Regions from separate parts of the Homo sapiens genome. Here region 1 is linked to region 2. The links are chromatin loops, found by intact Hi-C in ENCODE. Cell type or tissue: chondrocyte. All regions are shown on one strand. Each heading gives the region's core, and the rest is flanking DNA. Links, peaks and the distances in the headings are about the cores only.

Region 1 (15,547 bases), core at 5,146-13,145, 160 kb before region 2:
GACTCACAGCCACATTCATTCAATTATGCTTTGGCTGTGGCTGTTCTGGTGCTACAAAGGCAGTTGAGAAGTTGTGACAGAGACTGTGTGGCTCGCAAAACCTAAAATATTTATTCTGGTTCTTTATAGAAAAAGTATGCTAACACCCGATGTAAACCATCTAATTCAGGGCCTGCTTGTGGTAGGTGCTGAATGAACACAGTTGCTGTCGTCATCATCATCATCATCATTTGTTCATATCATTAATGCAGCAATCAGGTGCCCACAGGTTCTAGAGTAAAGGGGATGAAGAGGAGGCCCCAAGAGGAGCAGGGCTGAGCCCGCACACCCTGCACACCCAGTGCAGGGCCGTGCACAGAGTAGGCCTTTGGAGTGGGGTGATCTCTGTCCAAAAGATCCTTGGTCTGGTGGACTTTCTAATACACCAGCAGTGCTTTTGTTATTTATTAAGCTGACAAATAAAAATTGTATATATTTATGGTGTACAACATGATGTTTTGATATATGTATACGTTGTGGAATGGTTAACAAGCTAATTAGGCATTAACTCACATACTTACCTTTTTTTGTGGTGAGAACCCCTAAGGTCTATTCTTTAGCAATTTCCAAGTGTACCATATATTGTTATTAACTATAGTCACCATGATGTACATTAGATCTCTTGAACTTAATTCTCCTGACTAAAACTTTGTATCCTTTGACCAACTTCTTCCCACTGCCCCCTCGCCATTGACCCGAGCCCTTGGCAACCACCATTCTATGCTGCTTCTCTGAGTTTGACATTTTTAGATTCCACATATAAGTGAGATCATGCATGTTTGTCTTTCTGTGCCTGGCTTATTTCACTTAACATGATGTCCTTCAGGCTCATCCATGTTGCTGCAAATGACAGGATTTCCTGCATTTTTAAGGTTGAATAATATTCCATTGTGTATGTGGACCACATTTTCTTTATCTGTTCATCTGTGATGGACACTTAGGTGGCTTGCGTATCTTGGCGATTGTGGATAATGCTGCACTGAACATGGGAGTGCAGATATCTCTTTTACATATTGACTTCCTTTCCTTTGGATGTATACCCAGTATTGGATTGCTGGATCATATGGTAGTTGGTAGTTCTATTTTTTGAGATGGAGTCTGGCTCTGTCACCCAGGCTAGAGTGCAGTGATGTGATCTCGGCTCACTCCAGCCTCCGCCTCCTGGGTTCAAGTGAGTCTCCTGCCTCAGCCTCCTGAGTAGCTGGAACTACAGGCATGTACTACCAAGCCTGGCTAATTTTTGTATTTTTGGTAGAGATGGGGTTTTGCCATGTTTCCCAGGCTGGTCTCAAGCTCCTGGCCTCAAGTGATCTGCCCACCTCAGCCTCCCAAAGTGTTGGGGTTACAGGCGTGAGCCACTGCGCCCTGTCCTATTTTCAGTTTTTTTTTTGAGGAACCTCCATACTGTTTTCCAAGTAATATTTAAACATTTAAATTTGCCAGGAAAATGTGTCAGAAGCCTGTTGTCAGGGCTACCATGAGTCCATATAATGCCTTTGTGTAAATTAGAAAATGTACCCTTTCCTTAAGACAATTAATTGTTATAATAAATATACTGATTTTCTTAGAATGAGATGCTTTACTGCCAGGAAGTTTTAATAAATATACAAATCTACTCTGTATTCATTCTGAATGGGAACTCCCCACCCCCAGGATTGTTCAGTGTACCACCCGCATGGCTGTACATGGCAGCCCTGCTTATCAAAGAATGGTGAATCCATGTAAGTCCTGATATCTATGTATCTGTTGTCTTAGAGCAAGGCCCACTGTTATGGGCCTCCCTATGCATAGCTATGACTTTGCCCTCATCTGTGCTTCCTTGGGCTCCGTGGGCTAGCAGGCCCTGGTGCCTCCTTACAACCACCTTTGGGGCCCCATAGGCAGAGATGGAGTTGGTCCAGCATATTGGAATCCCTGCCAGTAAGATCATCTGCGCCAACCCCTGTAAGCAAATTGCACAGATCAAATATGCTGCCAAGCATGGGATCCAGCTGCTGAGCTTTGACAATGAGATGGAGCTGGCAAAGGTGGTAAAGAGCCACCCCAGTGCCAAGTAAGCTGAGAACCACTCATGGGGAGGCTGGGCTGTGGGGAGCCTGGGCTGTGGGGAGCCTGGGCTGTGGGGAGGCTGGGCTGTGGGGAGGCTGGGCTGAGGGAAGGCTGGGCTTCAGAGTGAAGGGGGGGGTGGGGTGAGGGGGTGGAGCTGGGGCAGGTCACCCTGTCCTGGACCCAGCCACAGTTGCAGGAGGTTGGGGCAGGTACTCCTGGACTGAACCCAGGATGCTAGGGTCTAGCTAGAACAAAGGCAGAAATAACTGGTTAAAGCCCTAGGCAGAGTGAGACCCATGTGTTATGGAGGCCAAAGTCACAGGCTTGAGAGAGTCGAGGGAGTGGTCAGGAAGGCTCCACGGAGGAAGTGGCATTTGAAGCAGGCCTTGAGGAATGAATAGAATTTGGAGGGGGCATAAATAGTGAACTGCGTAAGCAAATGCATTGAGGTTGGAAACAGCATGGGACATTCAAGCGTAAGCAGAAACTTAGTGTGGCTGACGCATGCTATGTGTAGGGGGTGAAGGAGATCCTGGTCGGGGGCGGGGAGCCGATGCAAATGGACTTTCGAAGGGGTCAGGGCTGGACGTTTTGCTCTGGCTGTGCCTTTTACATGATTACTGGACACCCTTGGACTTCCCAGGAGGGGCCTTGGGGTGAAGGGGGTGGCCAGGTGATGGGCCACTCCAGTCCATCCAAAGCAGCTTCCATCGTATTAATGGGTTCTCCTTAAGGCTTTGTTTAAAAATGGTTCCTCTCATACACGACAAGTTTGAAAGCTCTAACTGGTGTGGAGACTGATTTGGAGGGACTGGAGCTGCCCCAGGAGAGTTGGTGAGGTCTGGACCAGGGCGCAGGGGCTGCAGGAATGGGTCAGGGACATTTAGAGAATGGATTGGACAGGACTTGAAGGTTGATTGGCTGTGTAGGGAGAGGGAGGGGTCAGGGAGCCTGTGGGGTTGGGTGGCTCTGAGCCATGTAGCTCACAGCCCTTGATTGAGAGATGTGGCTGGGGTGGGGCGACAGGGTTTGTCCAGCAGAGGGGCACTGCGTGTCTCATCAGGATGGTTCTGTGCATTGCTACCGATGACTCCCACTCCCTGAGCTGCCTGAGCCTAAAGTTTGGAGTGTCACTGAAATCCTGCAGACACCTGCTTGAAAATGCGAAGAAGCACCATGTGGAGGTGGTGGGTGTGAGGTGAGCACTGGGAACCCCTGCCATCCCCTCCCACACCAGGCTCCCTGCCTCTTTCCCAGGAATTAATTCTATATGAGACCTTCCCCAGGGCCTCTGAGTAGGGCCTGTCCCTGGGCCTGGAATTCTTCCATTTGAGAATTTCCTCTGTTTGAAAAGGAAGTTTAGAAGGGTCCCTTCCCCAGTCCCAGGGTCCCCAGAAGGTCTTGTCCCAGGAAGTTCCATCCAGAGACCTGGCTTTGAGGGAGTCTTACCAGCCTGTAGGACAAAGGTTTTGCAGCTACACTCTTGAGGGGCCTCTTTTCTTTTCTTTCTTTCTTTTTTTTTTTTTTTTTGAGATAGGGTCTCACTCTGTCACCTAGGCTGGAGTGCAGTGGCATGATCATGGTTTTCTGCAGCCTTGAGCTCCCAGGCTCAAGCAATTCTCTCTCCCGCCTCAGCCTCCCAAGTAGCTGTGACCACAGGCGTGCATTACCACACCTGACTAATTTTTATTTGTTGTAGAGATGGGGTCTCACTTTATTGCTCAAGCTGGTCTCAAAGTCTTGGGCTCAAGCAATCCTTTTGCCTTGGCCTCCCAAAGTGCTGGGATTACAGGTGTGAGCCACTGCACCCAGCTGTGTGCCTCTTTTCTTACAGGGATATGGAAGGAGTAATAATGAACTACCTAATGAACAATGAACTACCTAATATAGGGCTTCATTTATTCTGTACTTAGGTGTGCCAGGTGCTGTGCTAAGTGCTTCATGCACATTCTCTCAGCCTTGTGTGGTGTGGGTCTTGTCCCCGCATTATAGGTGGGGAAACTAAAACAAAGCTGAGTAAGCTGCCAAGGCCACCCTGCTGACTGGGAGGCACAGCCAGATCTGGTTGACTTGGGGGTCCTGGCTCTCATCCCAGAAGGAGGGATGGGAGGAGCACCAAGTGCCAGGAGCCCTTGGATCAAGCCTCCTGTCCACTTCTCCCTTGCCATATGGCCCTTGGCAACCCATTGAACATTTCAGGACCTTGGTCACTGCATCTGTAAAATGGGCACAGTGTCTCATGTGCCTGCCCAATGTCATTCTTGGCTGGGGCTCAGGTGGTGGCACTTGGAGCCCTGCATGTCAGCCGAGGCTCTTCCTCTCTTCCCAGTTTTCACATTGGCAGTGGCTGTCCTGACCCTCAGGCCTATGCTCAGTCCATCGCAGACGCCCGGCTCGTGTTTGAAATGGGCACCGAGCTGGGTCACAAGATGCACGTTCTGGACCTTGGTGGTGGCTTCCCTGGCACAGAAGGGGCCAAAGTGAGATTTGAAGAGGTAACCCTGGAGCTGGGAGTGTCATGCTGGGCTCTATGGCGGGGAGGATAGGGAGGGATTAGATGATCGGAGGGAGACCACCGTGCGTGGGTCCTATGCACTGCATGCAGTGCTTGGTGCTTACCTGGGTGATCTCACTGCTTATTAACCCTGTGCTACAGCTGAGCAAGCCAAGGCTCACAGAGGTTACATTGCTTCCTGAGCCCAAAGCAGAACCTGGTTCTGCCTGCCATGCACTTCAGCCAATTGGAGGCATAACCAGGACACATTTACATAAGTCGTAAGGCTCTTTAAGGGGCGGGATAGGCCTCTTCACCCTAAGGTGGGCTGATGAGATATCGGGTGGGGAGGCAGGGAAACGAAAACCAACCTTTGGTCTGCTGCCTGTCCATTCTCTTCCTCTATTCCCTTTTCCTTACCCACTGTGAGGTGAAGTTAAGAAAAATGTGTCCTAGCAGTTCCCACTCCAACCACTAGAGGTCGCCTCTTCTTGGAAGGCGCCTCCTTCGGGAATACCGACATGTAGGAATTGACCTTACAGAAATGATTTGGGATAGTCTCAAAGAATTTGCCTCAAAGATGACTGTTCTAGCTTTGTTCCTAACAGAAGTCCAGTGGACTTCCCTGGTCCATCTAATACTCAGGATTTGTTAAATTATGGTACATCCTTTTGATGAAAACACTTCCTTAATGTGGGGAGGTCGTTCACAGTCTATTAAGTAAAACAGGTTCCAAAAACATATACAGAGACCTACCATGGTTATAATAAAAAATAGCGTTTGTATAAAAAATAATTAAAGACACTACTCCAAAAAGTTAACAATAATTAGATTCATCTAGTTGATAGACTTTGGAGTGACTTTTATCTTCTTTTTCCTTTTCTGTATTTTCTGAATTTTCTGTAATCAAGTATATTACAGTTGACCTTTGAACAACGCAGAGCTTAGGAGCACCGACCCCCTACACACTACAAAATCTGCATATAACTTTTGATTCCCCTAAAACTTAGCTACTATAGCCTACTGTTGACAAGAAGCCTTGCTGATAACATAAACAGCCGATTAACAGATATTTTATGTGTGATATGTATTATATACTGTATTCTTACAATAAAGTAAGCTAGAGGAAATAATTTTTTTTTTGAGACAGAGTCTCACTCTATCACCCAGGCGTGAGTGCAGTGGCACAATCTTGGCTCACTGCAACCTCCGTCTCCTGGGTTCAAGAGATTCTCGTGTCTCAGCCTCCCAAGTAGCTAGGATTACAGGTGCAAGCCACCATGCTCAGCTATTTTTTGTATTTTTAGTAGAGACGGGGTTTCACCATGTTGGCCAGGCTGGTCTCGAATTCCTGACCTCAAGTGATCTGCCCACTTCAGCCTCCCAAAGTTCTGGGATTACAGGCATGAGCCACCATGCCTGGCCAGAAATAAAATATTATTAAGAAAATTATAAGGAAGGGAAAATGTATTTACTATTCATTAAGTGGAAGTGGATCATCATAAAGGTCTTTGTCCTCATTGTCTTCAAGTTGAGAAAGCTGTGGAGGAGGAGCAGGAAGAGGAGGGCTTGGTCTTGCTGTCTCAGGGTGGCAGAGGCAGAAGAAAATCCATGCATAAGTGGACCCACACGGTTCAAACCTGTGTTGTTTAAGGGTCAACTGTATTTAACAAACTGGTTATTTATGAAAGAAAGATCCACATCAGGGCTTCTGGAATCTGAGTACCAAGTGTGATATGAAGAGGACTCCTTCCCATTGTGGGGCCATGGAGGAGGGTGATTTACACAAGCACGAGGCTCTCTACCCAGCTCTGTCCCCCTCCTACCTTCTTGGCCAGCTGTCCACAGTTATCAGCTGGGGCCTTAGCAGCTGCCAAATCCTTCTTCCGGAAATCAAAGCAGCTTTCAAGAAATAGACTTGGAGCTGTAGCAAGTCTTCAGCATAAAGCCCACATTTCAAACACATAATTGTCTCCCCATTCTCCTCCTACCAGATTGCTTCCGTGATCAACTCAGCCTTGGACCTGTACTTCCCAGAGGGCTGTGGCGTGGACATCTTTGCTGAGCTGGGGCGCTACTACGTGACCTCGGCCTTCACTGTGGCAGTCAGCATCATTGCCAAGAAGGAGGTTCTGCTAGACCAGCCTGGCAGGGAGGGTAGGTGCCAGGTGGGCAGTGGAGCCCTGTTCTCCCCTGAAGCTTCAGATAGTGGTTGGCTGAGCAGGATCTGGTTTTAGACCCAGTGGCAGAGGATGGGGGAATCTGGAGAATGAATGGGTTCTTGCTTTAGGGAAACTTTCAGTCAAGTCGCCCCACCCCAAGACATTTATTTAGCATCTTTTTTCCTAGGCATGTTCATATTTTGTGAAGATTGAGAGCAAAACAACCTTAGAGAGAATAGATACTCTGTTGACCCCATTTTACAGATGAGGAAACCGAGAACCAAAGAGAATACAAGTGAACTGCTTAATAGCTAGTAAGAGCCTGCATTTGACCCCATGTCTGTCTCCTCTCCAAAATACAGGCTCCTACTCACCCTACTGCTTCTCATAATATAATGAAAATAATTAATGACAGCTTACATTTGTTTGAGTCCACTTTACAGATGACAACATAGGCAGGGGGAGGCTGAGTCATTAGCCCAAGGTCACATGGCTGATAAGGGGCAGTGTGGGGATTCAAGTTCAGGTTAGGCTGACTCAGCGCTTCTGGGCCCACATCACCAACATCAGTGCTCTTCCCTCCCCTTCCAGATAGGTCAGGGATAGCAGCCTGTGAGTGACAGGTGTCAGGGACTCTGATCTTGAGGCTTGCCCTCTGCTCTGGGACCCTCATGCAGGGGAGCCTCAGGACTGTGCGCTTTTCCCCAGAGAGAATTCATGTGAAGGGTGGTGGGCTCCAGGTAGAATGTCCTGTGTTCGTGTGTGGCATTCTTCTGGCTTCCTTTATAGACCTGGGGGATTGTCCCGTCTGATCCAATCAAGAGACCTGGCTTCTCATTCTGGCTCATCCACTGCCCTATCATGTGCCTCTGAGCAAGTGGCTTAACCTTTTGGGGTCTTGAGTTTGGGTGGGCTGCTCTTCTGCCTTTGCTGGGGCACCTAGGGGCTCAGATGCAAGCAGGGGAGTGCATCCTGGGCAGGTTGCTTGGCTGCAGGGGTGAGTGTTCCTAACACGGCAGTGAACCCATGTCATTGGAAGGATGGCTGCTGATGGCTTTTGTTGTAGGCCTCGCCTCATGGTTGAGGAATGGGTAGCCATTTTGCTTCCTTACTGAGCCCACTGTTGTGTCAGCCCCACTACCACCCCCTCACATTGCTACTTGTGCTGCCTCTGAACCCTCCCCTCCTGCAGAGGAAAATGGTTCCACCTCCAAGACCATCGTGTACCACCTTGATGAGGGCGTGTATGGGATCTTCAACTCAGTCCTGTTTGACAACATCTGCCCTACCCCCATCCTGCAGAAGGTGAGCTTACCCCACGTGGGCCTGTTTTCAGTTGTGTGTGTGTATTTCAATAACATTTGTTGTGTTTTTATCTAATTTTTAAAAAGTCAAACATATTTATTGTCGATAATAGACAACAAGGATGACGAAGGTTATCACCCATAATCCCACCACACTCTTTGAGCATTACATATTTTAAAAAATGCCTTATACTTTTTTCATGACATTGGAATCATATTGTTTTGTAACCTGCTTTTTCCATTTATATGGGGTGTAGCTCTTTCCATGCCATTAACTGATCTTTGACAACATGCTTTTGTATTTTAACCAATCTAACTCTAGTGGTTGGCTATTTGGTTTCCTCTTTTTGAGCACTGTGAATATATGTTGAGGTTTCAGCTCTGTGGTAAATTCCTGGAAGTAGAAACAGTTCATATACAGTGGGTTTTTCTGTAATAACAGGGGAACAGGAATACATAAAACATTCCTCCTAGCCTGTGGAACCCAGCCCAGGGCCTCCAGCAATTTTAATGGGCATCTTTGAGAGGATAAAGAAAACCAGACATCATTTTATCTTCCCCTCTCCATTGTGTCTTCCTATCTCTCTCTCTCTTTTTTTTTTTGAGATGGAGTCTTACTCCGTCAACCAGGCTGGAGTGCAGTGGTGTGATCTCGGCTCACTGCAACCTCCACCTCCTGAGTTCAAGTGATTCTCCTGCCTCAGCCTCCCGAGTAGGTGGGACTATAGGCACCCGCCACCATGCCTGGCTAATTTTTGTATTTTTAGTAGAGGCGGGGTTTCAACCATGTTGTCCAGGCTGGTCTCTAACCCTTGACCTCAAATCATCCACCAACTTTGGCCTCCCAAAGTGCTGGGATTACAGGCACGAGCCACCATGCCTGGCCTCTTCCCATCTCTTGACCTTTGTGCAGCCCCTCTTCCTGGAAAGAAACTTTCCTTGCATGCCTTGAAGTGCCTAACTAGCACTCATTATGTTTTTCCTTCCCTTCCCAACCTATCCAGTTTTTCAAAAGTCAGTCAGAGGGGTCTTGAAAATCAACTCCACTTTGTGGCTCTTCCTGCCCCTTATCCCTGTGCTGGCCTAGGGAACCCCTCTCTCCCTCCCTCCTTCCTCCAGGTACCCAGGCACCCTAGATGTGCTTGATGGAGCCTCACTCCATGGTTAAATGTGGTTACATCTGCTGGTCAGAGTAGGCCTCCCCAAGGTGCTGAGGAATGCTGAGCTCTCTACTCTGACGCACTAGCATTGCCTGCATTCTTGTGGTAGCCCACATCCTACTGCACTGAGAAGGGACCAGGCCAGCCAGCTTACAGAGCGGGCAGCTGTTGAGTCCCCGTTACTCTGCCTCTCCAGTACTCGTCTTCCTGTTGCATGCTGGCTCTCACCCACTCCACTCCCTTCATTGGCTCCTCAGAAGAGGAGATGATGGTCCCAGCCCACTGCCACGCCCCCCACCGGGATCTTTGCTTTGGCTGATCTCTAGTTGGCATTCCTGACTTGGGCACTGGGATGTTTGACTCTCTTTGTGGTCTGTGCTGTTCCTCCCCTGAACGATGCTGCGGTTTCTTCCTTTAGGCTCTTAACTGCTTTTCAAGTTTGGCCACGTGAGCGCCTCCAGAGTGGGGCCCACAGCCTGGCGGTGGAATAAGACATTGCATAGATGACAATACACATAATAAGTTAACTCCTGTGGTGCTGGGAGTGTGTGTCAGAGGGATTCAGCCTGGCTGGGGGTATCCGTACCTTCTTTCCCAAAGAAGGTCCCCTTACAAGTATTAGTTTTGGCATCTTTCTTTGCATACCTGCTCTTCCTTCCCAGGGACTTTGTGTTTAGACCTGGGTATAAAAAGTTGTATGAGGCCAGGCGTGGTGGCTCAAGCCTGTAATCTCAGCACTTTGGGAGGCAGAGGTGGTTGGATACCTGAAGTCAGGAGTTCGAGACCAGTCTAGCCAACATGGTGAAACCCTGTCTCTACTAAAAATCCAAAAATTAGCCGGGCATGATGGCACATGCCTGTGATCGCAGCTACTTGGGAGGCTAAGGCAGGAGAGTAACCTGAGCCTGGGAGGCGGAGGTTGCAGTGATCCAAGACTGTGCCATTGCACTCCAGCCTGGGCGACAGAGTAAGACTCTGTCTCAAAAAAAAAAAAAAGAAAGAAAAGAAAAAAAGTTGTATGAAACATAATCCTTGGCTCAAGATATACTTCTTATTGCACCATGCTTGGCCCTTTTTTGTGTGTTTCTTTTTGGTTTTTATTTTTATAAATTCAGCAAATAATTCAGTACTCTCAAAGCAGTACTCTCAATACTCAAAGCACCGTGCTGAGGTCTGCAGAGGAATTGTCTGTGCTTTGGAAGTACAGTCCTGTTGGATAGAAACACGTGTGTGTGTGTGTGTGTGTGTGTGATTAGTATACAAGCTACAACCATGTATGAGAAAAGTACAGAACAAATATTATTGGAGCTTTTAAAACATATTTTAGTACTGTACATGTTTCTAAAAAATAAGGAACTTAAAAAATCACAATTCCATTATCAAATTAAAAAATGAATAATTCCATAGTATCCCCCATCATCGGTGTTGAGCTATCCCCAACTGTCTCATAATGGTTTTTATATTAACTTGCTGAAATCAGGAGGCAAAGAAGGTCTGCATGGTGCATTTGGTTGCCATCTCTCTCTCTCTCTTTTTTTTTTGAGACAGAGTCTCACTCTGTTGCCTAGGCTAGAGTTCAGTGGTGTGATCTCGGCTCACTGCAACCTCTGCCTCCTAGGTTCAAGCTTCTCTCCTGCCTCAGCCTCCCGAGTAGCTGGGATTACAGGTGTGTGCCACCATGCCTGGCTAATTTTTGTATTTTTAGTAGAGATGAGGTTTTGCCATGCTGGCCAGGCTGGTCTCAAACTCCTGACCTCAAGTGATCCATCTGGCTCGGCCTCCCAAAGTGCTGGGATTACAGGTGTGAGCCACTGGGCCCGGCACCATGTCTCTCTCTTAACCCATTGGTTTCCCCATACTCTTTTCTTCTTTTTCTTTTTTGTAGAGATGCAATCTCCCTGTGTTGTCTAGGCGGGTTGAGAACTCCCAGCCCCAAGCGATTGTCCAGCCTCAGCCTCCCAAAGTGCTGGGATTACAGGCATGAACCACTGTGCCTGGCCCCCACCCTCTTTTTAAGTCTGTTTTGTTTGTTTGTTTTCTTTGGTAATTTTAAACTGAGTTGTTTTTCCTGTGGAGTTTCCTGCATTCTTGATTTTCCTGATTGGTGAATTTCCTGAATTTCCCTTTGGTGCTTTTGAACATGTTTCTCTGCCTGGTATTTTTTTTTTTTTTTTTGAAATTAGGTAGATTTAGAGGTTTGAATAGCATCTCAATCAGCTTTGGAATAAAAATACTCCATGGGAGATCTTGTCTTTGTTTTCCTTTTAGAGTAATAAGCATCCTTATTATTTAACCTACATTGCCTTCCATGCAAAGTCGTCACTATCTTGACTCATGCATTATCATTCTCTGGCTTTCTTTTTCAGTATAGGTTTATCACATCTAAATCTATTCCTCGAGTGTATTTATAATTTATTATATTTGTTTTTTTGCTTTATAAAAAGGTATTTTGATGCATGTAACCTGTTTGGGCTTTTTCTCCCTCATATCACAGTCTAAGAACCACTCACCCTGCTACATGTCTCTAGAGTCCATTCATTTCATTGCCGTGTAGCGCTCTTTTGGTGAGTATGCTGCAGTTTATTTGTCCATTCTCCTCTCAAGGCATTTGGACTGTCTTTGGGTTTTTGCTACTGTGAATACTGCTGCTGTGAATTCTTGTTTCCCTCTCTCTGATGAGTGAGCAAGGAGTGGAATGGCTGGGTATAGGGCATGTGAATGTTTGGCTTCATGAGAAAATGCCAAACAATTTTCTGAAGTGTTGTACTGACAATCCCACCAGCAGTGTGTAAGAGACTCGGTGGCTCTGCATTTTCTCCAGCATGGAGTATTGCCAGACTGAAAACATTTTCCCAGTGGAATGGATGTAAAATGATATCTCATTGTGTCTTGATTTGCATTTCCCTCATCACTAGCAAAGCTGGATGTCTCTTTGTATATTTACTGGCCAAATGTGTTTCCCGGAACTTCTTCCAGGGACTTTGTAAGTTGGTGTTCCCCTTCATGTCTGAATTTCTCCACCGAGTGGTCTGTACCCACTGCCCCTGCTCACTCAGCTCCCTTAGCCCTTCCAACCTCTCCAGTCAGGTACCTGTTCCATGATGCCATGGAAGATGCTCTTGAAAGTCACTTCCACGCTGCTAGCTCTTCCATATGGCTCTTCTGTCCCAGCAGCTGGTCCTCCTCTGTTTTCATGCTCACCTCTCCTGGCTTCTGTGGCAACATCCTGGGCCTTGGCTACTCTTCTGCTGTTCTCACCTTGTCTCCTTGGCACTTCTCCTGCTCACCCTTTAAGTGCTGACTGTCTCAGGCCTCAGTCCTTGATCTTCTCTGTCTATATGCGCTTCCTAGGTAAATGCTTCCAGACTGAGGCTCTTAGTATCTTCCATACTATCATCACTCCCAAATTTCTATCTCTATCCTGGATCACACCCCTGAGCTCCAGACTTGCACATCCAACTACCCGCTTGAGATTCCTACTGGGATTTCACAGACATCTCAAGTTTAACTTGTTCAGAACTGAACTCTTGATTTCCAACCCCAAACTTCTCTCACTAAATAGCACTGCCACTAGCCAACTGCTGAAGCTAAAAAAGTTGGCATTATTCTTGATTTTTGCTTTCCCTCTCCTTCCACATGCAGTCCACCTGCAATTCTTGAGTGTAGTTCCAAAATACATTTTGGTTTCAGTGAATTCTTCCTCTGTCGCCACCCTAATGCAAGCCACCATTGCCTCCTGCTTGAGCTACTGCAGTAGCCATTAACTGGTTTTCCACCCCCATACTACTACCTGCTTACCACCCATTTTCCACGCTGCAGACAGAATGATCTTTTAAAATCCCAAAGATTATGCCCCTCCTCTGCTTAACACCATCTGTGGCTTCCCATTGCTCTCAGAATAAAACCTAGACTCCTTACCACAACGAGCAAGGCTCCTGCCATCTTCCCAGGCACCTCTGCCCTCACTCCTGTCCCTGTTTTCAGCTCCACTTACCTGCTCCAGTCCCATTCCTCTCCTTTCTGTTTTTGTAACACCTAAGTTGTTTCTGCTCTCAGGGCCTTTGCATTCGCTCGCCCAGAATGCTCTTCCACTCACCCCTGAGACAGCTGCTGTATTCTCTTTCTTATGTCTCAGCTCAGATGTCACCTTGTCAGGGAGGCCTTTCCTGACTGCCCTCTCTAAAGTAGGCTCACCTCCCCTAGTCAGATAATTTTGATACCCTGCTTATTTTCTTCACAACCCATCGTAATCTGTTAATTATCTTGTTTTTGTTTACTTGCCTATAGTCTGTCTTCTCCATTAGCAGGTAGGCTCTATGAGGGCAGCCACGTTGTCCAGTTAGTTTCCTCTGAGTTCCCAGCACCAGACACAGTGCCTGGCATATAGTAGGTGCTCACTAAATATCTGTTGAATGAATTGTGAATGGATGAATCAATCATTCAATAAACTGTGAGACCCTTGAGGGTCTCACATCTGTTCATATCTGTTTCCCTAGTACGGAACTTGGCATACAGTAGGTTCAGTATATGTTGGAATTAAATAGATCTTTTTTTTTTTTTTTGAGATGGAGTCTCACTCTGTCACCCAGGCTGGAGTGCAGTGCTACAGTCTTGGCTCACTGCAACCTCTGCCTCCCGGGTTCAAGTGATTCTGCTGCCTCAGCTTCCCGAGTAGCTGGGATTACAGGCGCCCGTCACTATGCCTGGCTAATTTCTGTATTTTTAGTAGAGACGGCATTTCACCATGTTGGTCAGGTTGGTCTTGAACTCCTGACCTCAAGTGATCTGCCCGCCTCGGCCTCCCAAAGTGCTTTGATTACAGGCATGAGCCACTGTACCCGGCCATTGTTTCTTTCATTTCTATGTCTTTGACAAGGATAAACCATTTTGTTTTTGTTTATTGTTTTATTTATTTTGATGTCAATGTCTTTTTATATCCTCTGTTCACTTAATTTGGGAGGTCTTGAAGTTTTTTCTTGCACATAGAAATGAGCTTGCATATGCATGTGTGCATGTATTTAATATGATGTTTGATACAAATATTTTTTCACTCTATTGGTTTATTGTTTTAGTTTTGTAATTCTTTGTTATTCTTTCATAGAAGTTTTGACACACTATTTTGTTTTAACTAAGTTTGCTGTAATTAATAGGAAGGAAATCTGTTACTTTCTTTTGTGCTCTGCTGTTATAGATTATCTTTATTACATATATATATATATAGTCTTATAGAAATAGAATGTTTATTAGAAAAAATTTAACACAAATAGTAAAATAAAATGATTCACTAATCCCACCATTCAGAGATGACTATTGTTAAATGTACTTTGATTTCTACTTTTTTTGGGTTTAATGGCTATTTTATTTTGTTTTATTTTATTTAACACAAGGTCACATTCTGTCACCCTGGCCAGAGTGCAGTGGCACAGTCATGCTCACTGTAGCCTCCACCTCCGAGGCTCAAGCCATCCTTCCCACTCCAGCTTCTGAATAGCTCGGACTACAGGCACATGCCACTATGCCTGGCTAATTTTTGTATTTTTTGCAGAGATGGGGTTTTGCCATGTTGCCCAGGCTGGTCTTGAGCTCCTTGTTTTGTTCAAGCAATCCTCCCACCTTGAGATTACAGACATGAGCCACCACGCCTGACCTGATAATTTTTTTTAAAAGGTTGTCTAGTCTTGCTAAGAATAAGCAAGACGTTTCGTTTACTAATGTCATGATTTAACCAGTTTTAGCTGCTCTGATATTAAAAGGTGTTTTTGTTAATATACTTCTAAAATATTGGAAATAATCAGAGCTGGGTGGGGAGAGAGAACTAAGCCCAAAATCTCTAATTTACAATGCTGTAACATTTTGAAAGACCAATCTTGTTTTTGATTTCTACTTTTTAAAAAAGTGTCATAGTGCACTTTGTTTTTCACTTTAAAGTTTTATATATTGTGAGCATATGGTTTTCTTTAAATACTGACGTGTTAGGTGGACTTTTAAATATAGAAACATTTTAAATGTTCATTGAGTGCTCTAAAATAATACATATTTAGTGTGTGTATTAGTTTGTTCTCACACTGCCAAAAAGGAATACCCAAGAATGGGTAATTTAAAAAGGAAAGAGGTTTAATTGACACAGTTCTGCATGGATAGGGAGGCCTCAGGAAACCTACATTCATGGCAGAAGGGGAAGCAGGCACATCTTACATGGCTGCAGGAGGGAGAGGTGTGAAGGGGGAACTTCCAAACACTTTTAAAACCATCAGCTCTCATGAGAACTCCCTCACTATCATAAGAATAGCATGGGCGAAACTGCCCGCCATGATCCAATCACCTCCCAACAGGCCCCTC
Region 2 (15,547 bases), core at 3,032-11,031:
TCCTGCTGAGAACCCAGATTACTAGTCCTTTGAGATTTAGATAAAAATGGACTGGAATTTCCTATCTCACATCTTGAAGAAATCCAGTGATGGCCCCAAGATTTCTTCAAATTCCAGTGACTTGCAAAATTGTGCTTACTTTCAGCCCCAGTTTTCTCCTCCCGGCACACCTTTCATCCCTCCTCTGCTCATCTTTCCTCTCTGCCCAGTGCCAAGCCAGGCAACCCTGTGCCAACCTCACGTTCAGTATGCAGGTTATTTTACTGAGATTGAAGGAGATGGGTTGTATCATAGCAATGCAAAGGGGAGCAAGTTGAATAATGGCTAGCTCTGCTCTTCAGAGTCCTTCAGCCACCAGTGCCGGCCACTGCTCTTCTCAGGCTCTCCCATTTTATGGATCACCCCCACACTTCAAGATAATGCTCAAATATTTCAACCTGTTCATTTGCTGAGCCCCCTCACCTTCAAAAATTCAATCTCCGTCATTTTTTATTGTATGAAGGAAGAGATATGTATTGAGCTTACAATCTGATGTCAAAGCAAACAATTAGAAATCAGAATGAATAATTACAGCTGAGATAAGTCTGTAAAAAAGGAAAGGTAGGTCCATGGAGCTATGAGAGTATCCTGAAGATGGTAGAAGGTCACCCTCAGGATGTGGCTGTGAGCCACATGGTGGGTGAGGAGGAGCTTGCTAGGTGACAGGGCAGAGATGGTTGGGGAGCACATTCTGAGAGGAGTGCCTGTGCAAAGTCCCTGTAGCAAGAGGAATCAGCATGCCTTCTGTGAACTCCAGGGGGCTTGTGTGGCTGGAGCACCGAGGCCAAGGGGGAAAACAGTTCTAGTTGGGGATGAAAGGGTTGGCAACGACCATGCCATGTAGAGACTTATACGCCATTATCCCCATCAGCTTATCATGTAGAGCAAGTTAGATCTCCATCTCCTGCTCAGCTCATGGACAGTTTTGGTTTACCCAAAGCTCCATTCATATCTCTGCTTAACAGGGCCAAATGATACTCAGAGTCTCCCCAGAGAAAGTGATAGAAGTTTTCCCCTTCCTGCCCCACTCCCCCAAGAAAGTGGAAAGGAGAGTACAGAGAGATTGAGTTTCACACCGACGTGAATTATGCCACTGCCCTTGGAAGACAGAGCATCTAGTTTGCGGTTTAAATGACACTTTTCATCTGGGTCATAACCTGGGAGGTACAGATGAGAAGGGCTTGAGAGGTTCTTATTGGGTGTGGGTAAGTGCAGGCTGGTGTTCTCAGGGAAGATTTTCCAAGGGAGGCAAGGTGGGAACAGGTCCCTGAAGAACAGGCAGCCAACATTACTCTGGCCTAACCCACACGTTCTCTTTTAATACCTGCTCTATAAAGTAGGTATTTGCATCCTTAATTTGCAGAGACAGGAAGAAACTTGCCTAAAGTCACTATCTTTAAATGACAAAGCTAGGGTTCAAACAGCTCTCTGGGACTCTTAAACCTAATCTATTAGCTCAATCTACAGCCTCTTTGAGGGAAACAAAATGAGCAAAGGTAAAGAAGTGAATGGGCAGACAGTCATGTGCTCATTCATTCATTCATTCATTTATTCTCTTGGCAAATGCCATACAGCACCCACTATGCACCAGGCACTGCAGTAAAAGAAACTCTGAACCAGGAGTTAGAGGACCTTAGCTAGAGGCCTGGCCCCAAGATGTAGCCAACCACTTCCCTTCTCTGGCCTCAGTTTTTTCCACTGTGAAATGGGGATAATGTTCCTACCAGCCTCCCTCTCAAGACTACTGTAGGGGGTCCAAGTAGAAAGTGCATGTGTTCAGTAGCAAAGACATGGAATCAACCAAAATGCCCATTAATGATAGACGGGATAATGAAAATGTGCTACATATACACCATGGAATACTATGCAGCCATAAAAAGGAGCGAGACCATGTCCTTTGTATGGACATAGATGGAGCTGGAAGCCGTTATCCTCAGCAAACTAATGCAGGAACAGAAAACCAAACACTGAATGTTCTCACTTGTAAGTGGGAGCTGAACAATGAGAATACGTGGACACGTAGTGAGGGAGCAACACATACTGGGGCCTATTTGGGGAGCAGGGGGAGGGAGAGCATCAGGAAGAAGAGCTAATGGATGCTGGGCTTAATGCCTAGGTGATGGGTTGATCTGTGCAGCAAACCACCATGGCACACATTTACCTATGTAACAAATCTGCACATCCTGCACATGTACCCTGGAACTGAAAAGTTGAAGAAAAAAAAAGAAGAAAGAAGAAGGAAGAAGAAAGAAGGAGAAGGAGGAGGAGAAGGAGAAGAAGAAGAAGAGAAGAAGAAAAGAAGAAGAAAGAAGAAAGAAGGAAGAAGAAGAAGAAGAAGAAGAAGAAGAAGAAGAAGAAGAAGGAGAAGAAGAAGGTGCATGGTTGATGCTTGAGAGCGTTTTTAGTTCTGATCGGAGGTACACCCCTCCTCCTACAGAATGAGGAGGTGGTTAGCTAGCTTGATGACAGAGAGGGACATTTAAGCCGACATGAGAGAGGAGCTGAAAGAAGTATTTCCAAAAGAGAGAATGGAGTGTGAAGGCCATGAGGCAAGGAGGAGCTTGCCACACTGAAGGGACAGAAAGAACAGGGAATCTGGAGTGGAATGAGGTGGGATTGCAAAATGACACTGAGGGCTAGATGTCCCAGATGAGTCCAGGGTCAAGGTCCCATGGTGAACATGCTGGGGATACAATGTAGTGGAGCCAGCCTTGTGCTGGGCACTATGAGGGCTGCAAAACCTGTGAGTCACCTGGACACCTCCTGCTTTCTTACTCCCCACATCTATCAGTCACCAAGTCCTGGTAGGGCTGATTCCTTAATAAATCCCATGTTTGTCCACTTCTCTCCACCTCTGCCAATGCCAAGGTCCAAACCATTGCCACCTTTCACCTGTAGGACTCTGAAAGTCTCCTCACTGCCCCCAGCACCCCCACCGCTTCCCTACTCTGCCCATTCCAGCCCATTCTCTCCTCAGCAACCACATGGACCTTTTGGAGAAAACTCTGCCATATCACATCTCTGCTTAACACCTTCCTGGGACTTCCTTTACCCTTAAGATAAAATCCTAAACCCTTACCTATCTGGGCCTGCCTACGACATCTAGCCCTGAGTGTCACTTCACAGCTCCCCTCTCTTTTCTGGCCCTTCAATGTGTCAAACTCCTCCCTGCCCCAGAACCTTCACGTACTGTTCTCTCTGTTGGAAACACTCTTCCCTGGTGTCAGCTTAATTGTCCCTTACTCTGGGAATCCCTCCCTGATCTTCTCTCAGACACTTCCAGCCTCGTATGAGACCTAATTAAAGCATTACTTCAGTAATTATTTGCTAAATTCTTTCTCCTGGGACAGACAGTGGAAGAGCTCACCCATGTCCAGTCTATTCTCTTTCCAGAGGAGCACTGTATTTCCCAGCCTCCCTTGCAGTAGGCAGGACCATGTGACTAGTCTTGGCCAATGGATGGTGAGAAGGGGTGGGTGTGTCACCTCCAGGCAGAAGCAGTGAAAAATCCATGCCTGAAAAAAATCATCCATTCTCGGCTGGGCGTGGTGGCTCACGCCTGTAATCCCAGCACTTTGGGAGGCTGAGGCGGGCAGATCACCTGAGGTCGGGAGTTTGAGACCAGCCTGACCAACATGGAGAAATACGTCTTTACTAAATATACAAAATTAGCCAGGTGTGGTGGCATGTGCCTGTAATTCCCAGCTACTCGGGAGGCTGAGGCAGGAGAATCACTTGAACCCAGGAGGCAGAGGTTGCGGTGAGCCGAGATTGCATCATTGCACTCCAGCCTGGGCAACAAGAGTGAAACTCCATCTCAAAACAACAACAACAACAACAACAACAACAACAACCAGAAAAACCATCTATTCTCTTTTCTTCTGCCATGGTAACTGAGAAGGTCACAAGTTCCAGTGGGTGCAGCTCCAAAATGGAAGGGACTCCTCAGTCTAGGTCTCTGAGTGACTAAAGTAGAGAAACCATGATGGGCATGTGGCACAAGTGGGCAATAAATGACTCTTGTGCTATGTCACTGAGATTTTGGAGTTCTTTGTTACTGCGGCATAGTCTGGTTAAGACAGTGCTCTATTTGTGCAGAGCTGGGGTCTTCCTCACTGCTGCCTCTCCAGAGCCTGGGACCCTAACTGAAACACTGGAGTAGGTGCTTTGTAAATACTTGAATGAGTGAAAAAACAGAAAGTGTGAGACATGGTTCCTTCCTTAAATAATGTACTCTAATCCAAGAGATTGATTCTTATACACACAATAGTTAGAATACAATTAGGGGCTAACTGCTAAAAAAAGAAAGGGAGAGGGGTTAATGGGCTGGAGCTGCCATGGAGGGCCTCCTAGAGGAAAGCTTTGCAGAATTGGAGAGGATGACAGTGGGCTTGCTGTCCATCCATTCAGCAAACATTTATTCCGATGCATCGTGATGAGTGTGTTGCCAGCAGTGTGGCAGAAGGACCATGGACACCTTGGGAACCAAAGGAAAGTGCCCTTTCTATGTGAAGGATCTAGAATGGCTTCATACAGGAGGTGATGTTTGAGCTGACTTGATAAGTAAGTATTCACTACAGAGATGAGATGAGGAGAAAAGGACTAAGAATACCAGACAGAGGGAACAGCATGAGCAGAGGCCAGGCATCATGAAGGTGGATGGTGTGTTCAGAGACAGGGCAGCATCTAGTATGGCTGGATTTGGGGGGAAAGGGGGATGGGTGCCAGTGGCAAAGAGCTGAGCTCAGTCTCTCCATCCCTAGCTTCCTGCACCTCACCCCAACTGCCTCCAACCAAATCATATTAATAGCATCTTGGAAGGTTCTGGAAGGCTTTTAAGAAAATGTCTAAGCTAAGACCTGAAGGATAAATTGAAGGTGGTCAGAAAAGGTGAGGCGAAAGGGCAAGGGAGGGTGTTCCAGGCAGAGGGAACAGCATATGCAAAGTCCTCAGAAGTGAGATAGCAAGGCCTTAGATGGCAGCTCACTTTGGCTGGCTGGAGCACAGCTTTCCAGGTGGCTAGGGAGGAGACTCGTGGGGCAAAGGTGGGCCAGCATGTACCCTTCCCCCATAAATCCCTTCCAAAGGCCCCAGCTCAGCACTCAAGGCCTTCAGGATCCTGTCTCCCATCTGCCTCTCCATTCTAAACTTCTGTGCCTTTGCATGTGCTGTTCTAAGTGCCTAGAATGATGATGATAATGATGATATTGATGATAACATAACTTTTTTGAGCGCTTAGAATGTGTTAGGTGCTGTGATGGGCATTATTTCATTGAACTGCTCAGCAATGCCGTGATTAATACCTTTTAAAATTAATTAATGCCTTAATTAATTAAAGGTATTAATTTTAAAATTTATAGACTTTATGTTTTAGAACATTTTTAGATTTATAGAAAAATTGAGATGATATTACAGACAGTTCCCATATATACCTCCTCTAATTTTCCTATGAGTAATACCTTATGTTACTATTTGTTACGATTTGTTATAATTCTTGGTAGATACTTTCCTTGACACATTATTGTTATTAATAACTAAATTCCATAGTTTATTTAGATTGTTTTTACCTAATATCTTTTACATTTAGTAGTTCGTCTGTTTTTTTTTTTTGAGACAGAGTTTCACTCTTGTTGCCCAGGCTGGAGTGCAGTGGCCCAATCTCGGCTCACTGCAACTTCCACCTCTGGAGTTCAAGCCATTCTTCTGCCTCAGACTCCTGAGTAGCTGAGACTACAGGCACGTGCCACGCCTGGCTAATTTTTGTATTTTTAGTAGAGATGGGGTTTCACCACGTTGGTCAGGCTGGTCTTAAAGTCTGACCTGGTGATCCTCCCGCCTCGGCCTCCCAAAGTGCTGGAATTACAGGCATAAGCCACTGCACCCGGCCGTGTCTTTAGGCTCCTCTCTGGCTGTGATGGTTTCTCGGACTTTCCTTGATTTGGATGACCTTGATAGTTTTGAGGGGTACTGGTCAGCCAGCAATTTTGTTGGATAGCCCACTCTTGGAGTCTGTCTGTTTTTCTCACAAGGCTGGGGTTATGGGTTATTGGGAGGAAGACCACAAAGGTAAAGTGTCATTTTCATCACATAGTATCAAGCACATATCAACATGATTTGTGGCTGTTGATCTTGGCCTTGATCACTTGTCTGAGTAGCAGTCATCAGCTCTCTCCCTGTAAAGTTACTCCTTTCCTCTCCCTTTCCATATTGTGCGCTTGGGGAGGACGTCACTATCTGCAGCCTACTCCTAAAGAGTAGGGAGTGATGCTCCCCCTCCCTGATTGTCTACATAAATTATTTGGAATTCTTCTGCACAGACAATTTGTCTCTTCTCTCCCGTTTATTAATTTATTATCTCATTGAATTTCTCAACAATGGGTTGGTCCTCTGATTATCGTCATTTCTGGAAACTGGAAGGCCTTCCTTTCTTCCCCACCTCGCTCACCCCAGAGCCAATTTCTGAAGCCCTCTCCACCTCTCCAGGAAAGAGTGGCCTCCTCTGTGCTCTCCCGCCATGCTTTAACATTCCAACTAATTCATGCCACACAGATTTCTTGTGCCCCTGCTCTGTGCCAGGCACTGTGCTTGGGGATTGAGAACAAGCAGTCCCTATGGGCCCTGTCTTCGAGTTGCTCACAGTGTTTGCCATCCTGTGCTGGACTAGAATCTTCGTGAGGGCAGGGGCATTATCCAGTTTTTTAATAGCTGTGCTCCAGCCAACCAGCTATTAAAAACAGTGGTTGATGTTTACTAGGTCCTCTATGAATATTTACTGAATTTGGAAATGCTTCCTGGAGGACAAACGCTGGCAGATGATTGTTTATCTCTGTGCCCTTCCCGGGGGACTGTGCGCTCCCTGAGGGCAGGGCCAGCCCTGATCCATCCTGGCCCAGCGGTCGGGGGGTGGTGGATGCCATAGAAATCTAAGCCGGTGAAGGGATCCTGGAACCGGCTGCCTCCTCAGGTAGAAGTGTAAGTTTGGAAGCTGACACAGCTCGGGAGGCCGAATCAGGAGGACTTGGTGACTGATTGGCTGGGGAGGGTGAGGCGGGAGGAGGAGTCACACAGATGGCTCTGAGGTCTGGAGCCGGGGGACAGCCGGTGCCACCTCTGATAGACTCTGCGAGAGGAGCCACTGCCAGCTTCGGGCCGCCCCATCCGTCGGGGATCCGGCCTAGGGCTAGGGAGGGGTGGCTGGGCCTGTGCAAACTTCTACTCCCCACCCCTATGTCCTCGTCTTAAAAAAAAAATCGGCCTGGATTTTGAGCAGGTCGTTATCAGGGGTGAGGGTCCATCCTGGGGGTCCCCTCCAGGCGGCCGTCTTCGAGGGAGACCCCCAGGGGCAGCCTGGCACCGCGCGGGCTCGGCCTGGTCAGGGCCGTGGCCCGCCAGGCCCAAGTCCCCAGCCTGCCATCACCCAGGAGTGGGGTGGCGAGGCGGCCGCCGGGCCTGGGCAGGACAATGGCCACGGCCGCCGGGGCCCCGGGAGCCCCCGCGCTGGGGAAGGGGCTGTCCTAGGGCCGGGCGCCGGTGCCCTCCCCGCGCGGCTCAGGCGGGCGGAGGGGGGCGAGGAGTTCCTTTGTGGCTCTGCCTCCGGCGCGGCGCGGGCGGGGGGCGCAGCGCAACTTTGCCAGGCGGTGGCGGCGGCGGCGGCGGCGGCGACGGCGAGCGCGAGACGAGGCCCCGGGGCCCGAGTGGGGGCCCCAGCGCGCGGCCCGCCCCCGCCCCCCGCCCGGCCCCCTCCCCTCTCGCGCAGTCGCCAGCGCCCGGCGCTGCCCACTCGCGGGAGCCCCCGGGGCCGGACGGGCTGCGCAGCCGGAGAGGCGGGGGCCCGACGCGGCCCCCCCGGAGCCGGGCGCCTGGCGCGGGGGCTCGCCGAGCGCACTGGGGGCCGCGCGGCGCTGCAGACCCAGCCTCCCGCCGCCGCCGCCGCCGCCGCCTCGGCGCTTGCAGAACCCAGAAGTGAACAGCAGGCGACCCGGAAGGTTTGCGCGCGGCTCCGCAGCGAGCCAGAGCCGGAGCCCGAGCCCGGAGCCTGTGCCGGAGCCCCAGCCCGGCCCTGCTCGGGCCGCCGGGCGCGGGGCTGCGGCCGCGTCCCGGAGGCGCCGCCAGCACAGCCAGGTCCGTGCGGGCCCGGGGCGCGCGGGGAGCGGGCCCAGCGGCGGCGGGCGCCTGCCCGCGGGAAAGTTGCGCCGAGTTGCGGGCGGGGGCCGGGCCGGGGCGCGGGCGCTGTCAGCGCGGGCCGGGGCGCTCCGAGGGCCCGGGGCCGCCTGCGCCTCGGGCCCGGCCCAGAGCGGCGGCGGCGGCGGCGGCAGCGGGGCGCGCGGGGTAGGAAGTGTCTCCCGCGGCGTGTCTGGGGCTGGTCTCCGAGTGTGTGTGCGTGTGTGTGTGTGCGCGCGCGTGTGTGTGTGTTTTCTTAAGCCGGGCTATTCAAACCCTGCTGCAATTCTCCGGTAAACAATGATTCATGGGGCATAATGCAAATAAACGGATTGCAAACGGCGCGGTTCGCGCACTTTGCAGCCGGCCCGGTGGAGCAGCCAGTGCCGGATTTCTCCCTTTTTTTGCAGATCTGCAGAATATGGCGTCCCTGTCCTGTTTTAAAAATAAGCCAGGCTGCCATTTTTGTTTTTCTTTTGTCTGAAAATTTTAATAAAACTGTCTGAGAATGTGGGAGAGGCGGCTGGAAGCAGAGGGGGCACCCGAAGGGTTGGCTTTTTTCCTTTTCTTTGGCGAGAGCCGCGAGCCTTTCGGGGAGGTGAGACACAATGCAATTGCACTTTAAAGAAAAAAAAAAAGGGAAGCTGCCGGGCGATTTGAGGGGGGAGGGCTGGGAATTTAAAGTTAACTCCGAAAGTTTGCTTTGCTTTGCTTCTCTTTCTTTCTTTCTTTCTTTTTTTTTTTTTTTGGAAGGCGGTGAAATGCCGCGAAAGGATCTCGAGGCCCATTTCTCCCCCAGCCAGCTGCCTTTGCAGGATTTTTGGGAAAAGTTAACTGCCGGTTTCCTCAGAGCTGCGCGGGATGGGGGTGGGGGGGCGGATGTGGAGGGTTGAGGATGGGAGTTTTGGGGGAACTGGGAAACATTTATTTGGAAGGGGCTCTATAAACATGGCATTGTAAGGAGCTAGATCCTCAGATCTGGGGGAGAGGGCCGGCAAGAGGGGCTCAGAATGGGTCCAGGATTTCCAGCAAAGACCCCTGGCATGAGGAAATAATCCTGCTGTCCCACCACCCTGCCCTCGAGCAGTGTGGAACCTTCGGGAGCTGTGTGTGTGGCAGTGGGCCTGTCTCCTTCATGGGTGGCCAGGACCCCCCGTGTAGGCTGGAATCTCGCCCAAGCCCTGGGGTGACCCTTGGACCCTGAGGCAAGTGAGCTTGGCCCTTTGCAGTTGGAGAGCCCCCTCCCCAACCTGGTGGTCCTCCTGCCCCCAGAGGTGGCAGCTGGTGGTAATGTCTTCCCCGACCCCACCCTATGATGAACTTTTGGTTGGGTGCAGGCCTGCGGCCCAGTGGGTCCCGTCTGAGGGAAGGGGCAGGAAAGGTAGTCTGGTTTGCTAGACCTCCTCGGTGTGAGCCTCACCCCTGTAGTATGCTCTTATTCCTTTCTGCCACTCCTGCCCTACGCCCGGGAGGTAGAAGCACTTTGGACTTCGGTTAAGTTCCTGAAGTATCTTGCTGGACAGGTCAGGGCCTGCTGGCTCCGCAGGCTGCCGAGGGGGATCTGAAGGCCAGGCCCACAAGGTCTGGGGTGACTGGTGCTGTCCAAGGCACTGGGGCAGTGTTGGGCCTAGCCTCTCATGTGTCCCCTACCCCAGCATTTCTTGGAGGGGAGACCCTTCTAGTCTCACTCCTGGTTTGTGTCCTGGCTCCACTAGACAGAGTGAGCTCCCAGAAGCCAGAGTCGGGGGTTGAAAGCTGGGGTTAGGGGTTCAGGGCTGTGGAACATGGCATGTCTTGGCCAGAGGGTACCAAGCCAGGTGGTTTTTAGATGGAGGAACTGAGGTCCAGAGAGAGGAAGTGACTTGCCTGAAGTCACGCTACCAGGTAGAAGGAGACTGAGACCGGGACCTGGGTGTTCAGGCTTCCACTGCTGGGCTCCCTCCACTGTTCTCCATGACGGGCCTGGACCCCTGGAAGATCCGTTTTGAACAGAACTGGACTAGAATGGGACAGCACGATCCCTTCACCCCCTCCTACCCCCGCCATCATAATCTTTCCTGAGAGAATTGAACTTCACAGTTTTCACAGTATGGTGTGGTGATTATCACATCAGGTTCTCCCAGAAACTCAGTTAGGGTTAAATTGTCCTAATGGGGATTATGAACCTCATTATAAGGAAACCAAGACTCAGAGAGGTTGAACAGTGGCAGAGGAGGCTTAAATTCAGGCCTGCAGGCTCCTCGCCTGGCCTTTTCCCAGGTGGACTTTGGTGCTGTGGGAAGGACTCTTCTAGGTTTTGGACTCTCTAATTCTTCTGCTGAACCCAGTGACTGTGTAAACATCCAGAGGCCCACCCCACCCAAAGAATGTCAGACTGAAAAGGCTCAGATGTCAGGAGGTCACCTGGGCTCAGAGAGGGGAAGCTACTGGCTGGAAGTCAGTGATTTGGGTCTCAGAACCAGACCCTGATCTCCTGCCTCCCTTCCTCTGTGACACTCAGAGGGACAATGAGCCCCTCTACCCATTGCCAGGCTGCACGGGCCCCAGGATGGCAGGAATTGCTAGTGGATGGTGGTGCTGGTGATGGTGTCATGGAATAACGGCCAGCGCTCCATGGAGACATGAACTTATCCCAGGGACTGAGGAATAGGCTATCTGCAGTCTTGGGGGGTGGAGGCAAGTTGGTCCCACATGGAAAGGAGGAAGCAGGTGTGTGGGTAAGGTGGGGACCGGGTCTGAAGCCAGGCTGGCCCTAGCCCTTCCCTGGGCAGACACTTTCCTGTCTTATCTCTCTGTAAAATGAGGAGCCATTCATTCCTTCTTCTGCCACGGGCTATTTTATTCATTCATTTGTTGCCAGATCATTCCTTTATTCTTTCATTATCCATTAATTAGTTTATTGGTTAGTCATCTCAGTAATCTACCCATCTGTCCTTCTATGCAATCCTTAGCTCACCCAGCCCACACTGGACAGACATGTGAGATACAAGTGTAGTCCTCCAGGGCTCTAAAGCCAACAAGGAAGAAGAGGTGAGACTGCAGGTGCATGAAGCACTAGCCAGGGCAGTGTTTGCTGAGTGCCTCCATGAGTCCCCAGGGGAGGTCTCTCAGAGAATGGAAAGCTTGAAGACACCAAAGGAGTTCCATAAACCATCACAGTGGTAGACCTGGGTCCTGAGATTAGGTCCCATTGTGTCACATGGCTTCTGTGACTTTCAGCACATTCTTTCCCTTTCTGAGCCTCAGTTTCCTCAACTCTAAAATGGGGTACTTTCTGTGAATCTCTCATGGGTTGTTGGGAGTGATATCAAGACAGTGTATGACACGTCTCCCTGCCCTGGCCAGGCATGTGGTGGGAGCTCAGTACGTACCCACTGAGTTATAAGGATTGCTGATGACTGTCCTAGGCCCTGCCATGAATTTGAGAACCGTGATGCTGGTTTCAGAATGAGGCAAATGATCTGGGCACCCTGAAAGCCCTGGTCTGCTTTGTCATTCCCCTGCTGAAACTTTTCTAATGTTTCCTAGGCATTTATAAGAAAAAATATCTGAAGTACTTTCTGGGCCTACAAGGCCCTTAATAGTCCAGGCTCTGCCCACCTCTCAACCTTGGCTCCCCGCATCCCATTGCCACCTCCAGCCACACACCAGTTTCATTCTACACCTTGAATTTACAAAGCCTGGTGGCAGGGCCTTTGCACATTCCCCCACCAGGACAGCTTTTCCCTGAGTGTTTACATGGCTGGCACCTTCTTGTTTCACAGGTTTCTACTTGAATGTTACCTCCTCAGAGGGTCTGCTTGGACCACTTGCTCTAAAATAGCTTCCTACTCTCACTCTCTCACATCAGCTGCTTTTTCTTTTCTCTTGTGGCTGTCACCAGTATCTGAAACCCTCTCATTATTCGCATTTCTTGCCTGTCTACACCATTAGAACATGCTGAAGCGCCATGCGTGTGAGTGAGCAGGTGGTTCTGGTGTGGTGTGGCTGGGGCTTTTGTAGAGGTGAGGAAATGCTAGGGAGTCCAGGTGTGGCAGCGCATTGCCTGGGAGATAAAGTTACACTGAGGGCTGTCTTCTCCTTCCTCCCACCCCGGGAGACTCAGGGCTGTTGTCAGGAAATAATGAGATGATTAAATCATGGAATCTAAGAATCCCAGTCTCTTCCAGTCTCAGAGCTTTAGCATCTGAGAAGCTTTCCAGCTCAGAACCTTTGACACTTGGAATCTTACCATGATAGGATGATCCAGTCTTAGGTTTAGAATCTTACAAAGTGGACTCTCACTGCCTTATTTAGCATCACAGAGGGCTCGCTTTGTGCCATGCCATGTTCTAAAAGCCTTTATAAATATTAACATATTTACAGGTGAGGAAGCTGAGGCACAGAGGTATTTAGGTATCATGGAGCAGTTGCTGGGATTTGAACCTAGCACTCTGGGACTCCTTAGAATCCCTCAACTGTTGAGGGGAAGCCCAACCTCACTTGACCCTTGCACAGAGCAGGAATCCTTTTCCCACACCTTTGTCAAAAGGGCCTCTGATCTCTGCCAAAAAACCCCCCTCCAGTGAACTCCCTCCTAACCAGGCCACCTAGCTTCCTGCTGTCAGAAAGTTCTCATTGCTAGTAAGATTTTCTTGACAATGTGTAAAGTGCTGCACCTCCCTTGTGAATAACGCCTGGGAAGTGGTGTTAGTGTCATGGTTTCCCAGTGCCTTTGACCTTGTGGATTCCTGGTTTCAGTGGCCTCTTTCTTCCCACTGGGTTGTGGGAAGAAAGGCAGACAGCCTTGAGGCAGACAGCCTCGGTGCATTGTTGAATGTAAGAATGAATAAATTGGTGCACAAAGACCGCATGAACCCTCAGGATTTCTGAGTTCCTATCTCTTTAGCCTGGTGCTCGGCACTCATCCAGGGTAATTGGTCAGGCTTGGTGTACTCAGGAAAAGGAGACACCGTTATCTCTCCAATAAAGTCTGTATCTGATGACATTTATGTATGCAATTCTTGGAGAATCATGTGAGATCTAAAATCATGCACTATTCGGAGCGAGGTGGATGTCATCTAGCCAAACTTCATTCTACCCGTTGGGGAAACTGAAGTGGGAAGGGAGAGGAGCAGGCCTTATCCAAGGCCACGTGCATCTCTGTCTGCTACCCAGAGGCCAACAGGCTGCTGCTGCAGTATCTGCCTTGGGGATCAAAGGCAGGGGAAAGTGCTCAATGGGACAGTTACTTCTTCTCTAGTGCAGAAGCTACCCCTGTACAATGGGGGCAACATTTTTGGATGCACAGGGTGTGCCTGGCACTTGGGGGGAGATTGAGGAAGCCAGCTGCATTGGGAGTTGGTTGGGGCTATGGTGATGGGGATGGCTTTCTAGAACCTGGGGCTGGAACTGGGCTTTGGAGGCTGGGTGGAATTTGGGGGAGGTGGCTGAATAGTGTCTTTAGTGGATAAGGTGTGTAGGGAAGGCCAAGGGATTTGGCTCTGGGGCCTAAGGGGTCCTGCCTTGTTCCCTGCCTCATGCATGTGGCCACAAGGGTACTCTTGGTGGGGTCTCCACCATCTGGGGTCCTTTTCTGAACTTTGGGCAAAGGCTTTAGGATTCTTTTTTTTTTTTTTTTTTTTTTTTTGAGATGGAATCTTGCTCTGTCCCCCAGGCTGGAGTGCAGTAGCGCGATCTCCCCTCACTGTAAGCTCCGCCTCCTGGGTTCACACCATTCTCTCCTGCCTCAGCCTCCCGAGTAGCTGGGACTACAGGTGCCCACCACCACGCCCAGCTAATTTTTTTGTATTTTTAGTAGAGATGGGGTTTCACCGTGTTAGCCAGGATGGTCTCGATCTCCTGACCTTGTGATCCATCCGCCTTGGCCTCCCAAAGTGCTGGGATTACAGGCGTGAGCCACCGCACCTGGCCGGCTTTAGGATTCTTGAGGGGACAGTCTAGGCAGCCATTCCAGGTTCTGGGGCTCTGTCGGGGGACACCTGCTTGAGAGGGGGCACAACCCTTCAACACACTCAAATACATTCATACATATTCACACTATTACCTTTTCCATTACCACCCCTGACCCTCCCTCCTGCACCATCCTTGCCAATGTGGAGCACTCCTCTGCTATTTCAGAAATACCACCACAGGTGTCCTAAACTGGATCCCTAGGAGCCAGGAGTTCAGGAAGCATGTCTGCTGGAGTGTGCATGCACACACGGTATGCACATCACATAGGAGCACGTGCATGTGCTCTTGCCACTGGGAGGACCACATACCCAAGCGTACACCGTGCACTCTCCTGGGAAACAGCACACAGCCACATGCCTGATCATCTGCACATTCTCCCACACGCATGGTGTTCATCTGTACACAGCTCTGTTCACTCAGGCCTCCTTGTGCACATGTGTGTTTTTACATGTAGATGAGTCTTGCATGCACATGCTTATTTACACTTGAGATAACATAGCCTCAAATTCTAGCCGTTGCGCAGTGTGTCTCATACACACCCTTGCATTCACACCTGCACCTACACCTGGCCTGGATCTACTGGAAATGGTGGAGCCGGCAGCCCGTTTCTGTCTCCTGCCTTCATTCACTAGTATTTCTTGAGCATTTACTATATCCAGGCTTTGTGCTAGATGCTGAGGATAGATGGGAGGAAAACTGATGTATATAGGTCCCTGCCCTAGCGGAGGTAGACAGGCACTATATAAAAGATCACACAAATGATGATTTTTTTTTTTTTTTGAGATGGAGTCTCGCTCTATCACCCAGGCTGGAGTGCAGTGGCACAATCTTGGCTCGCTGCAACCTCCACCTTCCAGGCTTAAGCAATTCTCCTGCCTCAGCCTCCAGAGTAGCTGGGATTACAGGCGTGTGCCACCACACCCGGCTAATCTTTGTATTTTTAGTAGAGATGGGGTTTTGCCATGTTGGTCAGGCTGGTCTCAAACTCCTGACCTCAGGTGATCCACCCACTTTGGCCTCCCAAAGTGCTGGGATTACAGGTGTGAGCCACCGTGCCCAGCCACATGATGATTAAGATTAGAGATTTTGGTCACTATGTTGACTGATGATGGGGGAGGAGCAGAGGGAACAGCCTGGGCAGAGACCCGGAGGTGAGAAATTCAGGGACAAAGAGAAGGTGGTGGCACTGGGACCTAGGGAAGTTGCAGGAGATGAGGCAGCAGGTGAGGCTGAGTCTGGTGGGGCCTGTAGCCGGTCTTCCCTGGCCTGTTCCCCGCGAGCCATTTGTCCACCCCACACCCTCCCCACTCCTTTCTCTGCCCAGCCCAGCTCAGCCTTCCCTTTGCTGCTGTGGCCTGCTTGGGGCCTGCTCTGTCTGCTGGCCTGCACCCCA

What was found. Peaks named below come from ENCODE experiments on the same cell type or tissue, not always from the same donor. Only the 100,000 strongest peaks of a DNase experiment are listed, where the experiment ranks them.
Region 1: a loop joins it to region 2, with 5 times the contacts of the local background. A loop is called at or near these places in 3 of 110 quality-filtered maps.

Annotation. Positions count from the first base shown.
Region 1 is chr1:33,090,131-33,105,677 of GRCh38, forward strand. It overlaps AZIN2 (antizyme inhibitor 2), which reads left to right. Exons shown (of 12, transcript NM_052998.4): 6 at 1,920-2,092; 7 at 3,152-3,286; 8 at 4,418-4,583; 9 at 6,577-6,739; 10 at 7,937-8,049. Among named protein-coding and RNA genes, the nearest start is that of AZIN2, 17 kb to the left of the region's middle. RefSeq lists enhancers at 2,168-2,825, 9,439-9,508. In chondrocyte, for the core only: CTCF peaks have their summits at 5,308, 9,700 and 9,900; a DNase peak (open chromatin) is centred at 9,451.
Region 2 is chr1:33,248,495-33,264,041 of GRCh38, forward strand. ZNF362 (zinc finger protein 362) reads left to right here and starts at 7,998. Exons shown (of 9, transcript NM_152493.3): 1 at 7,998-8,160. RefSeq lists silencers at 7,387-7,486, 7,929-7,988 and enhancers at 8,454-8,748, 15,039-15,539. In chondrocyte, for the core only: a CTCF peak has its summit at 7,520; a DNase peak (open chromatin) is centred at 7,137.